4 separate regions of the Homo sapiens genome follow, and regions 2, 3 and 4 are each linked to region 1. The links are chromatin contacts, found by Hi-C or POLR2A ChIA-PET in ENCODE. All regions are on one chromosome and are shown on one strand. The core of a region is the stretch at or near the end of the contact, and the rest is flanking DNA. Distances in the headings are between cores, read along the strand shown.

Region 1 (3,218 bases), core at 256-2,755:
TCTCAAAAAAAATAAAAATTGTGATCTCAAAATTATGAAAATATTAAGTTTTTTGCTTAAAGATCGAAGTCTCGTTTTTAATAACAAAACTAAAATGTCTAGCATAGATCAGGCATAAACTGATCCTCTTTTCAACACAACTTCACCACAAAAAGTGCACTTGAATCAACCTAGGGAGATTCCCAGCATGCAGTAAGTCATAAAGGAGAATAAACAGTCTGGGAAAGTCATTTTGGACCGAAAAGTGTTCCCACAAATAAACCCACCTCATTCTAGTATAGTCAAAGGGACCTCTATTTAAAGTTAATGCCACGCAAGGGGCCGTGGACGGTGTTGTCTTACACTTTATTCCCTGACACAAACTAATCCTGGGATTTTAAACCTTCCTAGCTTTTAGGTGCACTGAAGGCGGTCATGAACACAAGTAACAAGCTTTCAAAACATCATCTGTGAATACGACGTGTTGGGAAGCAGGCAGGATAAGCCACTGGGTGACCGACTAAGGCTGCAAAATGCTGTTTGAATTTAAGTCCCTGACTTGTAGGAGTTAAGTCTCACTCCTTATACCGCGATGACGTAATCTTCCACACTACATTTATCTTGGACTTAAAGGGGAGGAAAAACAAACGAACAAAGAAAATTCCCCCCCGATAAGAGGAATTAACCAAGCAGCAGAACGACGGCTTCGGGAGGTAGTTAGGTAACTCCCCGAAAGGGAAGCTTCAGCTAAACCGGCAGGGAGCGGGCTGGAGGAGCGGATGGAAATGCTAGGAACTCGACCTCCGAAAGGAAGAGCAGCCTGGAGGCCGTGGCTCGGGGCCACCCCGCCCAGAGGACGCGGCCGGCGCGGAGGGGAGCTCGGACAGGCACCGCCGCGAGCAGCCAGCGAGCTGCCCTCCTGCCACCGCCCCGCCGCGGCCGCAACGCCACTCCCCTCCCCCGCCCCCCCACCCCCGCCGCAAAATGTCCGCGGCGGCGCCCGGCGAAGCAGGAAGTCCAGGCCGGAGCGCAGGGCACGGAACGCAGCCTGCCAGCACGGAAGACCGGCGCCCGGCCCGGCCCAAGCGCCCGCGAGTCGCTCTGAGGCCCCCGGCCGCCCTTAGGAGCCCGCCGGGCCGGGCTGGGGGGAGGGGAGCCCGGGCGCCCAGGATGGGTGTGACCCCCTTCCTTCCGCCGCTGCCGGTGACAGCCCGGTCCCGCTCGCGCCCCGAGCCCCGGCCGCGCGCCCCTCCTCAGACGGGCGCCCCCTGCCTCCCCGGCCGCGACCCCCGCCCCGGCTCCCCCACAGAACGCGGACCCGCGCCCGCCCGGAGGACGCAGCGCGAGCCGGGCACTCCCCCACAACCCGTGCTCCCGGGCCCCCCACGATCCCGCAGACGGGGTGTCCCCGAGGACTGGGAGAGGACGGAGACGGCGGGGATGGGAAGGTAGGGTGGCAGCTCCCGCGGGGAACCTCGGGCCCCGCACTCACCTCAGCTTCTCCACCGGGGCGTTGGCAGCACTGCGCGGGGTCTCCTCGGCTGCCGGACAGGGGCACGCACCTGACGTCAGCGCGCAGGAGACGCACAGTTGGGTGCCCGCGGAAGTGGGAGGAACAGGGAAGGGGAAGAGGCTGGGGCGGGTCAAGGCGGTGCCTGGACTGCCCTGGCTCCGCCCGCCTGTCGCGCACGCGCGGGCCGGCGCAGCTCGTGAGTTCGGGGCTATGCTCTGCATGTTTTCCTAATGGTTGTATTTGTAATAATACTGTGAACGATAGTATGCAAAGCGCTTCCTCTACCAGTTCTTTTTTGTTTGTTTTTTCTGAGACAGTCTTGATCTGTTGCCCAGACTGGAGTGCAGCGCGCGATCTCAGCTCACTGCAACCTCCACCCCTTGGGTTCAAGCGATCCTCCTGCCTCTGCCTCCCGAGTAGCTGGGATCACTGGCACCTGCCACCACGCCAGGCTAATGTTTGTATTTTTAGCAGACACGGGGTTTCACCATTTTGCCCAGGCTGGTCTCGAACCCGTGACCTCAAGTAAGTGATCCACCTGCCTCGACCTCCCAAAGTGCTGGGATTACGGGCGTGAACCACCGCGCCCGGCCCACTACCAGTTCTTTTGATCCTTGCAAGCTTGTGAAGCAAGGTATTGTCCCATTTTGCAGAGAAGACGGAAGCTTCTCTGAAAGGGCTGGTGACTTGCCCCAGATCACAGGGGTGGATGGTCTCTCACTCCCCGGGCCTGTATTCAGTCCGCCGTGATGTGAGAACTGAGTATCACTCTTCTTATCTCTACCTACACCCAGTGTCCCTCGCTGTAGCCACATGGGTCTTTTTTAGAGTTACAACCTTCCCCCAACCACAGGCCTTGTGTTTTTGTTGTTGTTGTTGTTGTTGTTGTTGTTGTTTTTTCTTTGAGACGTTCTTGCTCTGTCACCCAGGCAGGAGTGCAGTGGCACGATCTCAGCTCACTGCAATCTCGACGTCCCGGCGATTCTCCCACCTCAGCCTCCCAAGTAGCTGGGACCACAGGCGCATGCCACCATGCCTGGCTAATTTTTGTATTTTTTTGTAGACACAGGGTTTTGCTGGATTGCCCAGGCTGGTCTCGAACTCCTGGACACAAGCTATCAGCCTGCCTCAGCCTCCCAAACTGCTGGGATTACAAGGTGTGAGACATTACGTCTGGCCAAGGCCTTGAATTTCTTTGCTCTGCCTCCCTCCTCTTCCCCCAAATTTATATCACTGCATTCTTCAATCATCCTATCTTCGCAGTATCTATTATTTGTCTTCTCTGCTAGTATGAAAGCTTCAGGAAAATAGAGAACTTCCCTCTCTTATTCTTAGATGTTTCCCCATGTTAGAGAAAAATCGCTTAAATTGCTTATCCTAGGCCGGGCACGGTGGCTCATGCCTGTAATCGCAGCACTTTGGGAGGCCAAGGCGGGCGGATCACGAGGTCAGGAGATCGAGACCATCCTGGCTAACACGGTGAAACCCCGCCTCTACTAAAAATACAAAAAAATTAGCCGGGCGTGGTGGCGAGCTCCTGTAGTCATAGCTACTCGAGAGGCTGAGGCAGGAGAATGGCGTGAACCCGGGAGGCGGAGCTTGCAGTGAGCCAAGATCGCGCCACTGCACTCCAGCCTGGGCAACAGAGCGAGACTCTGTCTCAAAAAAAATAAAAAAAAATTGCTTATCTTAATAACAGCTCATTTATTGTCTACTGCCACAGCTA
Region 2 (3,218 bases), core at 484-2,983, 1.7 Mb before region 1:
TGGTAGCTAACCAAATATGTGAGTTAATGAATATCTACAAAGAAGGGAGGCCTAACTCTGCCGGGAGAGCCACAGAAGGTTTCAGAAAGGGACCATCTGACCTAGATCTTGAAGGAGGAGGAGGAAGGAATTTGCCAGATGATAAGTGAGTGGAAGGATACTCCAGTTGAGGTGACAGCAGGTGTAAAGGGGCTGGAGTTCCAATGGAGCCTGCAGTGTTAGAGGAAATGTAAGCACGGCTTGAGAAGGGTGCATGAAGGAGAGCCAAGAGAAAAAGGCCATCTTCATAGGGGATACCCTCCCTCCTGAATCTTGGTCAAGACACCCTGAAACTGATAAACACATCCACAAATACTCCCCAGTGGGTACTGATTAAAGGGCCTGTGGGACTAGAGTGTTCTTCTACCTTGAAGACAAAAACAAAAAAACAAAAAAAAAACAAATCATCTGAGCACAGATGTAAAACCAGCCACATGGAACCACTATGTTCAAACTAGCATGACCTTCTGCAGCCCTCAAGGAACTACTCTCTAGAGAAGTCACTGTAGGCCGGGCGCGGTGACTCACGCCTGTCATCCCAGCACTTTGGGAGGCTGAGGTGGGTGGATCACCTGAGGTCAGAAGTTCGAGGCCAGCCTGGCCAACATGGTGAAACCCCGTCTCTACTAAAAATACAAAAATTAGCTGGGCGTGGTAACAGGCACCTCTAATTCCAGCTACTCGGGAAGCTGAGGCAGGATAATTACTTGAACCTGGGAGGCGGAGATTGCAGTGAGCTGAGATTGCCCCACTGCACTCTAGCCTAGGCAACAGAGCAAGACTCCATCTCAAAAAAAAAAAAAAGAAAGAAAGAAAGAAAGAAAAGAAAAAAGAATCATTGTTCCCTTAAGGCCAGCAGATTCCCCTTTCACTTCCTGGTTTGAATGGGGCAGGACACAGGCAAACCTCTAGAAAGTGTGTTTCCTCACCAAAGTGGGGAGTTGTGATTGTTGAATACGCTGATAACTAAATCAATAATACTTGTGCCAAGAACTAGAGAATAAAGAAGAAATACGCTCTTGAAATAGGAATAAAGATTCATTCAAATATTTATTGAACCCCCCCTCTGTGGCGGTACTGGGCTTGATGCTTGGCCTCCTGAGATGTGCAGACAGCCCCAAACCTAAACAAGAGTCCAGGCTAGTGGATGTGATGTTATTCAAAAGAAATATTTCACTAGGGAAGCCCTAAATCTCTCCATACCTAAAGGATGATCTGAAGACTTAAAACAAAAATTCTACTGAGGGAGAAGAAAGTTCTATAGATGTATTTTTTTTAAATGTTCAATCTCAGCAGTAATCAGGGAAATGCAAATTGCATTTTAATTTGAATTGAAACACCATTTCAAGCCCACTAAACTGATTTAGTACCTGATAGGATGACTGAGCCAGCACGCCTGAGGTGGCAGAACAGTAAACATGACCAGGTACTGAGGAGCTACAGGTACAGCAGGCGCTTAGTAAATATTTTGCTAAGTCAAGCACAGAAAGCCTAGAACATAGATAGCAAACTGGCAGCTTGTGGGCTAAATACAGCCTACCGACATGTTTTGTTTGCTCTCCCAATGTTTACAAAAATGAAATAATTGCCAAGAGTTTAAAATGAGGAGATTTCACAACTTCTCTTGAGAAACAGTAAGATCCAGCAGCTCCTGGCCCAGTCTCCATGGGGCAACACGTGGCTGCAGCTGAGAGCAACAGAGAGAGCCCTACGTCTTTCACCACATCCCCACTACAGCCCCGGCCTCCCACGCTGGGGCTGCTGCACCATCTTCCGTTCTGTCTAGCCCTAGAAGCACAGAAGTACGCTCCTCCTTGGCTAGAGATTTAATGGGATCCACTCTCAGGAAGAAAATTCAGAGACTGGTATTACCAACTCTGCAATGGAGCCAGGAACTACGGCCAGGGACAGTTTCTTCAGTGAGATACTGACATCCTATTATCCCAAATCCTTAAAACCCTACAGGGTTGATGCTATCATCAACATTGTTCATTCACAATTGGAAACTGAGGCATAAAGAAGTTAAGAAATTTGCCCAATGGGTGGCAAAACAGGAATGGAAACTCAAGAATTTCTGACTTAGCTAATATTAATTAAGCATATTAATATGCTAAGCACTTAAATGTATCACGTGAGCTAAATAATTTGATTCTCACTTCAACCCTGTGGGATAGAAACAATTACTAAGCCCATTTTACTTGTGAGGAAACTATGGCACAGAAGGTTCATGACTAGTCAAAGGCCACACAGCTAATTGGAGGCAGAACTGAGATTTGAATCCAGCAGTCTTACAACACAGCTTGAATCTCGCAAGGCAGGTGGCTGCCTGCCTCTAGTAGCTTCTGCAGAGTGAGTCCCCACTTCACCAACCCCACCAATTCCCTCTTCATGTTCACCACTGTTACCAGTTCAGTGCCTTTTTTTCAAGACAGAAGCACTGTCTATGGTGGCTTTTAATACCCCAATGGGATGCCACATACCATCCTGCAACATGCTTACCCTTCTCTTTTTTTTTTTTTTTTTTCAGACGGAGTTTCACTCTTGTTGCCCAGGCTGGAGTGCAACGGTGCAATCTCCGATCACCGCAACCTCTGCCTCCTGGGTTCAAGCAATTCTCCTGCTTCAGCATCCCGAGTAGCTGGGATTACAGGCATGCGCCACCACGCCCAGCTAATTTTTTTATTTTTAGTAGAGACGGGGTTTCTCCATATTGGTCAGGCTGGTCTTGAACTCCCGACCTCAGGTGATCCACCCACCTCGGCCTCCCAAAGTGCTGGGATTACAGGTGTGAGCCAGCGCGCCCGGCCCGCTTATCCTTCTCTTAATAATACACTGTGGAGCACCTTCCATATCAGCATGCTATTCCATTTTGTAGACTTACTGTAATTTATTTAACTTATAAATATTTAAGGCAGGGTAAGGTGGATCATTCCTATTATCCCAACACTTTGGGAGGCCAAGACGGGAGGAGCACTTGAGCCCAGGAATTTAAGACCAACCCAGGTAACAAAGCGAGCGAGACCCAGTCTCTACAAAAAAAAAAATTTTAGGCCAGGTGCGGTGGCTCACGCCTCTAATCCCAGCACTTTGGGAGGTGAAGGCAGGCGGATCACCTGAGATCAGGAGTTCAAGACCAGCCAGGCCAACATGGGGAAACCCCATCTCTACTAAAAATACAA
Region 3 (3,218 bases), core at 518-3,017, 1.4 Mb before region 1:
TTGTTGAATGGATGAAAAAAACCCACTCTGTCCTACCTTGATCCCCGTCACATAGCAATTAGAAGATAGGTGTCCACACCAAGCTGCCTCTGCGACCCAAGCTGAAATGCGGTTCTCTCAGGAAAATCAGGAGATTTCACTCGACACCCCAACCCCAGCTCCCACACACTGTGGACCACTTTTCATGCCTTCCCTCCAGGTTCCTGAGCCCCACCCCCATCACAGGAAGATCATTTTCTGTCCATTAAACTCACTTATTTAGCAAGAGAACTGGGTCTGCAGGAGATACTTGAAGATCATTGGAGATCATTCCACAGGAAGGCAGATCCCTGCATGGCTGGGGAAGATAGGCACAATTGTGTTTCCACCCCTCCACTAAGATGACTTCCAAACCCAACCCCACTGAGGGGATACTGGCCTGACCTGGCAGCCTTGCACCTGGATCAATATTTCTCAAAATTTGGTGCACTTAAGAATGAATCTCGGCGGGGTGCGGTGGCTCACGCCTGTAATCCCAGCACTTTGGGAGGCCGAGGCAGGCAGATCACGGGGTCAGGAGATCGAGACTATTCCGGATAACATGGTGAAACCCCATCTCTACTAAAAATACAAAAAAATTGGCCGGGCGTGGTGGCGGGCGCCTGTAGTCCCAGCTACTCAGGAGGCTGAGGCAGGAGAATGGTGTGAACCCGGGAGGCAGAGCTTGCAGTGAGCCGAGATCGTGGCACTGCACTCCAGCCTGGGCGACAGTGCGAGACTGCGTCTCAAAAAAAAAAAAAAAGAATCTCATCTGTAATTACAGCACTTTGGGAGGCCAAGGCAGGCGGATCGCTTGAGACCAGGAGTTCCAGACCAGCCTGGGCAACGTAGTAAGACCTAGTCTTTACAAAAAATTAAAAAATTAGCTGGGCATGATGGATGGCTCACGCCTGTAGTCCTAGCTACTCAGGAGGCTGAGGCAGAAAGGATCACTTGAGCTGGGGAAGTCGAGGCAGTGAGCCTGATTGCTCCACTCCACTCTGGCCTCAGCCACAGAGGGAGACCCTGTCTCAAAAAAATAAAAAGAATCTCCCCGATAAGCTCTCACTACTCGAGAGTGTAGTTCTGGGACCAGCAGCACCCCCAGCACATAGGAGCTTGTTAAAAATGCAAAGCCTTACTAACAAAACAGCCAGCAAAGGAAGTTTTAGGTAGACAGAGGCAAACAGGAGCCTGGATACACGTGGCATGCACAGGCCGTGTGCACGATGGAGTGAGTGCAGGTTAAAGCAGAGCTGGATTTAGTGATCTACACACACACACACACACACACACACACACACACACACACACACACACGGGATTCGAGCGCACCGAGTTGCCTCCACTTGGGCATAGGCGCGGAACTGTGTCCTCCCGCTTTGAGATGCAACGGTGCAGAGACGCGGGAGCCCAGAACGCTTCCCAGGGCCCCTGGGACACCCTCGGGCGCCCTCCGCGCCGCGACCGCCGCCTGTGGCCAGGTCACAGCCTCCCAGCTCGCCAGAGAGCCCTCCTTCCCAAATCTCTCTTCGGTCCCCCGGCGCCCCTGGAAGGGCCGGAGTTGGAGGGTCCCCTCTCTCAGCCTCGTCCCTCCCCTGAGGCCCGATCGGCCGGCGCGGGCAATCAGTGCCCGGGCAAGTCCTTGAAGTCTATATTTAGTGCCCGCCACCCCTCCCCCGCACAGTTGGGAGGCGGGCGGTGGGGGGGTGGGGGTGGGGAGAGCCCCGCCCCCGCCGGGCGTGTGTGTCGTGTGTGTTTGGGGCCCGCGCGGGTTGCGCGCCCTCCGCCTTCGCGCCTCCTGCCCCCGAGGCCCTACTGCTGCCCCTGTGCCCCTCGCCCCGCCGGGCGTCGCGGGCCAACATGGGCCAGGAAGAGGAGCTGCTGAGGATCGCCAAAAAGCTGGAGAAGATGGTGGCCAGGAAGAACACGGTGAGGCTGCAGAGTTTGGGCCACGGCCCCCGCCCCCGGGAGGCGCGGGCAAGCCCCGGATTCCGGGGTGGGGACGTACTGGCGGGGCGCCATGGGGGCGCGTACGGGACTCGGGGACCCGAGGGAGGAGCGGCTGGTGCAGGGCCCAAGGCCCCTTGGGGACCCTTGCTGAGCACCTCGAGGTGGGCGTGTGCGTGGCCCAGGACGCCAGGGGGATCGTGCGGGTCCCGGAGGCGCGACTTGTGCACGTCCCTTTGGACGTGTAGGGTTCACCCTGGGCAGCTAGTGCAGGGCCCAGGAAAGCGGGCGAAGAGAGCTGGACGTGGGAAAGGACTTTGGGAGTCCCAGGGCTTGGCGTGTGCAAAGCCCGGGGAGCGGCGGCGATGGCGGGGGCGGGGCGGGGGGCAAATCCGGGTGGCCCGAGAAGTGGCAGAGAAACTTGGGCTGACGGGGGTACTGAGCTGCATCCCTGCACCCCGGAGTGGGTCTGCGGGAGAGAAGTAAAAGGCCGTGGATCCTGCGACCCCACCGCTTGGTGCGTCAGGAGCGGTTCTTTTGGCAATTTTCCCTTTCCTTGGCCTTGGGGTGCGGCCCGGACGGGCGGGGGCCGAACAGGTGCGGGGGCCCGCGGGGCGGGGGAAGGGGGCCGGGCTGGAGGCCTGTGCAGCGAGGGCGAGGGCGGAGGGAGGAGCGGGCTCGGCGGGAGGTTGGGAGCAGGGCTGACAGCCCTACCGGAGGGTCCTGGCCAGAGCGCAGACCCAGCTGGAAGTTAATGTTTGATCTTCCCCGTGATCTTTGCCTGGGGCTGGCGGCCGACTGGTCGCCTGGCCAGAGCAAATTTGGCCTTGGGTCCTGGAGGGCCTGCGCTCACCCTGGGAGGGAAAAAAAGGGAGCCTGGTGAGCATGCCCTTCCCACCTCCCGTTCCTGTTCCAGGGTCCTCTTCCTCCCACCATCCGTAGCCATGTGCTGCAGCCACCTGCATTTCCAGGACACTTAGGAGCCTGGGAAAGGAAGAGACACTAAGGGAAGTTTTAGAGCCAGGAAGAGTAGCCAAGGCCCAGGGAAGGGTCACTGGAACCATGAAGTGGCAGGGAGCCCTAGAGTGGACACTGGGCAGTCATGAGTTGGTGTCCATATAAAGGCCAGAGCCTCAGTTTCTTCATCTGTAAGAAAGAGATGAGATTATCTGCCTCTGGAGAAGGGATGTCACTGGATTCTTGTCTCTGCTGGCAGCGGTGAGGATTGGAGAGATGAGACAGAGATGTAA
Region 4 (3,218 bases), core at 324-2,823, 1.1 Mb before region 1:
GTTCATATTGTTTGTGGAACACTGTGCCTGATGTTTTCCATACAGTATCTTAGGTAATTTTAAAACAAACACCACAAGACTATATTATTATCCCCATTTTATAGATGAGAAGACAGGCTCAGAGATGGCTATTATGACCCCAGAACATATGATCCCAGGGTTTTCTGGCATCAGAGCTTGAGCTCCACAAACATGTGTGGGTTCTGACCTCCAGGAAGTGCTAAGAAACAAATGGGAGGTCAGTTCTTTATAAGTTGTAGTGTTCATGCCCACGTGAGGGTTAAACACAATGTTATTGGTTATTCAGAACAGGGAGGATTGCTTTCTGGCTGGGAGAAGCTGGGAGGTGAGACAGCAGGGGAAGAGCTTCAGCAAAGGGTCAAATGTGGGAAAGCAGTGGGTGTGCTAAGAGAAGTTTGGATAAACTTTGTGTGTGTGTGTGTGTGTGTGTGTGTGTAAAGGTAGGAAGTGATCATACCAGGCCAGGGCTTTGGCCTTTATTCCATAGGCAATAAAGAGCTTACACAAGAGATGTCTCAAGAGACCAACCATGCTGCTGTAGTCAGAGAGGAAGCAGCCCTCAGCCCATCTGTGTCCTGGCTTGTGAATGCTGCTGCGTGCCAGCGTGTGGGAGGGCATCCGCAGCGAGAGCAGTCTCTGGCTGTGTCCTGTACTATGCTGGGTGTGGGTCTTGGGCTGTCTTTGAAGCCTTCCTCCTGGCTTCTCAGGGCACTAGGTGCCTTTTAGATAGTAGACTTAAAGGAAGTATGTCATAGAAGTATGGGAGGGGATTTTGAGATCATCTGGTTATTCCCCCTTCCCATTTTAAAGAAGATGAAAATCGGGAACATAGATGGGAAAGTACTTGTCTAGCATCACACAAAGAATTAATAGCACAGTGGGGGACGGGAACCCATGCCTCCCGAGTCTGAGCTGAGTTCCTTCTCTGCATTTGCAGAGTAATAGAAATAGGATTTGTTGAGTGATTATTCCATATCAGGTTCTAGGCTAAGCACCTTTCCATTGATTATCTCATTTAATCCTCACAACCCTACTGAGAGTGTCCCGCTTTTTTCTTTTTCTTTTGAGACAGGGTCTCACTCTGTCACCCACGCCGGAGTGCAGTGGCACGATCACGGCTCACTGCAGCCTCGACCTCCCTCGGCTCAAGCGATCCTCCTACTTTAGCTTACCGGCGGGCGCCACCACTCCCGGCTAATTTTTGTATTTTTTATAGAGATGGGGTTTCGCCATGTTGCCCAGGCTGGTCTCGAACTTCTGAGTTTAAGCGATCCGTCCGCCTCAGCCTCCCAAAGTTCTGGGATTACAGACTTGAGCCACCACGCGGGCCGAAAGTGTCCCTCCTGAAATCGAGAAGTCTTGTCTTCCATTTCGATTTCCCAGGGCGCCTAGCACAGGACCCAGCTACGGAGGCAATAAAAACTTGGTGGAGTCTAAGTCCTGGGAAGGGAAAAAAAGGACGGAGGGGGCGGGGCCTACAGACAACCCCGCCCATCACAAAGACCCCGCCTTCCAGAACGCTGACGTCACAATTTGGCCCCGCCCCTCATTGTCAGTCCCGCGGAGCCAGAGGAGGCGCCGGTCGCTGGCAGCTGAGCGGCGGAACCCTTCGCTGGCGGGAGCGCGGTTCGGGGCCGCAGAGGTGAGGGTCCGTGAGGCGGCGGCGGCGGGAGCGCGGCGCGGGGAGGGGAGGGCGGCGGGGTTGGGAGGCCGGTCCCGGGTGAGGTCGGGGCACCCGCGGCCACGGGGCAGAAGAAACCGCGGGCGCAGCCGAGGAGAGATGGGGTGTGGAGTTGGGGGAGAGTTGGAATGGATTTTGGAGGAAGGGCTCAGGAGGAGACCTTTTGGGGCGAGACCCAGCACATGTTTGTGGAGTTGGAGGAAGAGACTCTGAGGAGATTTTTCCTCGGGAGGGGGAGGGAAGGTTCTGAGGAGACTTCTTGGTGGGAGCGAGACTCTGAGGAGAAATGTTTGGGGCAGAGACGCGGAGGAGACATTTTCGAGGGGGCGGCGAAGAGTTTCGGGGGTAGAGTTTGGGGTTGGGGGAGGGGGCGCGGGCCGACAGGGGCGGGGGGCGACGAGGCGGCCGTGGAGGGGGCTGCGCGGGGCCCGGCGGGCACCGGAGGAAGGAAGTGATCAGACAGGAAGGGCCCGGGAGCTGCAGCAGCAGGAGGAGGAGGGCGGTTTGGGAGCGCGTCGGGCCGGCGTGCGGGGCCAGCTGCGGGCGCGGGGCGCGGGCCGCGGGCCGGGCGGGGAGGGGTCCCGCGGCCGCCGCAGCTGTCGGCCGCGCCGGCCCGCGTCCCGGGCGCTCTGCTGGTCTCGCAGCCAGACCGCTGGGCCGGGAAGGAATTCGAGGCATTCGCTTTGTTTAAGTTGCCAGTAGACAGTCCTTAGGACTAATTAATGGTGGAATCTGCAGGGGGACGCCGGCGAGCGGGGCCGGGGCCTCCCCCCGCCCGCCGCGGTGAACTTTCCGCAGCGCGGGGCCCGCCTCCCGGCGCACCCCCGGCCCCCGCCCAGCCGCCCGGGCAGGGAAGGAGCCATGGCTTCCCGGAGCGCAGGAATGAAGTGCGGTTTCTGGGGCTGGTGGCCTCTGGCTGCGGAGCCTGCCTGCAGGGAACCTGGCGACCCGCAGCGGCCGCGCTGGGGCTTCGGAGCCCGGTTTAGAGCTCTTGGAGGTGGCTGCGGTTTCTGTGCATAACCTTGGAGGAGCCTCTGTGAGCCGAGAAAGACCATCTTGCTTTGGAGCATCTGTTTCTTCATCGCGTCAACCCCTTTCCTAACACTGCAGAGCTTGTTGTGGCTTGTTTCGGGAATGCCGAGGCCAGTGCTCACCCTTGCGGGTGGGAGAGGGGAAGAGAGTAGGCACCCCCAAAACCCCTGTAGTGTGATTTCCAGAAGGCCAGACTGCCTGCAGCTCCACCGTCGCACCTTCACTGACTTGAATGACCTTGGGAGAAGGATTGCGCTGCTGAGCCCTTGGTGCCTTATCTGTCGTTGGAGGAGAAAATACTCTCTGGACCTCCCTGCCTTTTGGGGATGTTTTGAGGGGTGGGGTTTGCTCAGGGTATTTCTTTTACAGACGGCTGCAGTTCTGGCCTAAGGAGCTGGACTGGTGTCAGAGCCGGGAGAATTCAGATCACCTAATAAGATTTGACTACCTCAAATTAGGGAGGGAGGGGTTTGGATTTTAGGAG

What was found. Hi-C counts contacts between places; a loop is a spot of excess contacts on that map. ChIA-PET counts read pairs that join two places held with the same protein, here RNA polymerase II (POLR2A). Pooled maps may share reads with other maps.
Region 2: a loop to region 1 is called in a pooled map, with 3 times the contacts of the local background. The contact joins the enhancer-like site here to the promoter of CDC42 in region 1. A Hi-C loop is called at or near these places in 1 of 168 maps with a recorded cell type or tissue (GM12878) and 2 of 50 pooled maps. POLR2A ChIA-PET finds 5 or more read pairs at or near these places in 1 of 52 experiments (PC-9).
Region 3: a loop to region 1 is called in a map of gastrocnemius medialis, with 20 times the contacts of the local background. The contact joins the promoter of TCEA3 here to the promoter of CDC42 in region 1. A Hi-C loop is called at or near these places in 1 of 168 maps with a recorded cell type or tissue (gastrocnemius medialis). POLR2A ChIA-PET finds 5 or more read pairs at or near these places in 1 of 52 experiments (GM10248).
Region 4: a loop to region 1 is called in a map of mesothelial cell of epicardium, with 33 times the contacts of the local background. The contact joins the promoter of LUZP1 here to the promoter of CDC42 in region 1. A Hi-C loop is called at or near these places in 1 of 168 maps with a recorded cell type or tissue (mesothelial cell of epicardium) and 5 of 50 pooled maps. POLR2A ChIA-PET finds 5 or more read pairs at or near these places in 1 of 52 experiments (activated B cell).

What each region holds. Positions count from the first base shown.
Region 1 is chr1:22,050,996-22,054,213 of GRCh38, reverse strand. CDC42 (cell division cycle 42) reads right to left here and starts at 1,505. Exons shown (of 6, transcript NM_001791.4): 1 at 1,472-1,505. RefSeq lists enhancers at 1-516, 517-1,084 and silencers at 797-976, 987-1,206, 1,267-1,416.
Region 2 is chr1:23,725,991-23,729,208 of GRCh38, reverse strand. No RefSeq gene overlaps it. Among named protein-coding and RNA genes, the nearest start is that of ELOA, 16 kb to the left of the region's middle. RefSeq lists an enhancer at 709-858. Within about 2 kb of position 1,733, at least 20 of the 41 ENCODE cell types and tissues checked have a DNase peak (open chromatin) inside an H3K27ac peak, as active enhancers do; they include GM12878, where a contact is called at or near this core.
Region 3 is chr1:23,423,297-23,426,514 of GRCh38, reverse strand. TCEA3 (transcription elongation factor A3) reads left to right here and starts at 1,767. Exons shown (of 11, transcript NM_003196.3): 1 at 1,767-1,950. The coding sequence starts at 1,882. LOC124903875 (a long non-coding RNA gene) reads right to left here and starts at 1,649. Exons shown (of 3, transcript XR_007065535.1): 1 at 1,354-1,649; 2 at 255-337.
Region 4 is chr1:23,167,211-23,170,428 of GRCh38, reverse strand. It overlaps LUZP1 (leucine zipper protein 1), which reads left to right and starts at 1,573. Exons shown (of 4, transcript NM_001395462.2): 1 at 1,573-1,663. RefSeq lists enhancers at 679-728, 1,804-2,335, 2,336-2,867 and silencers at 1,374-1,433, 2,425-2,564.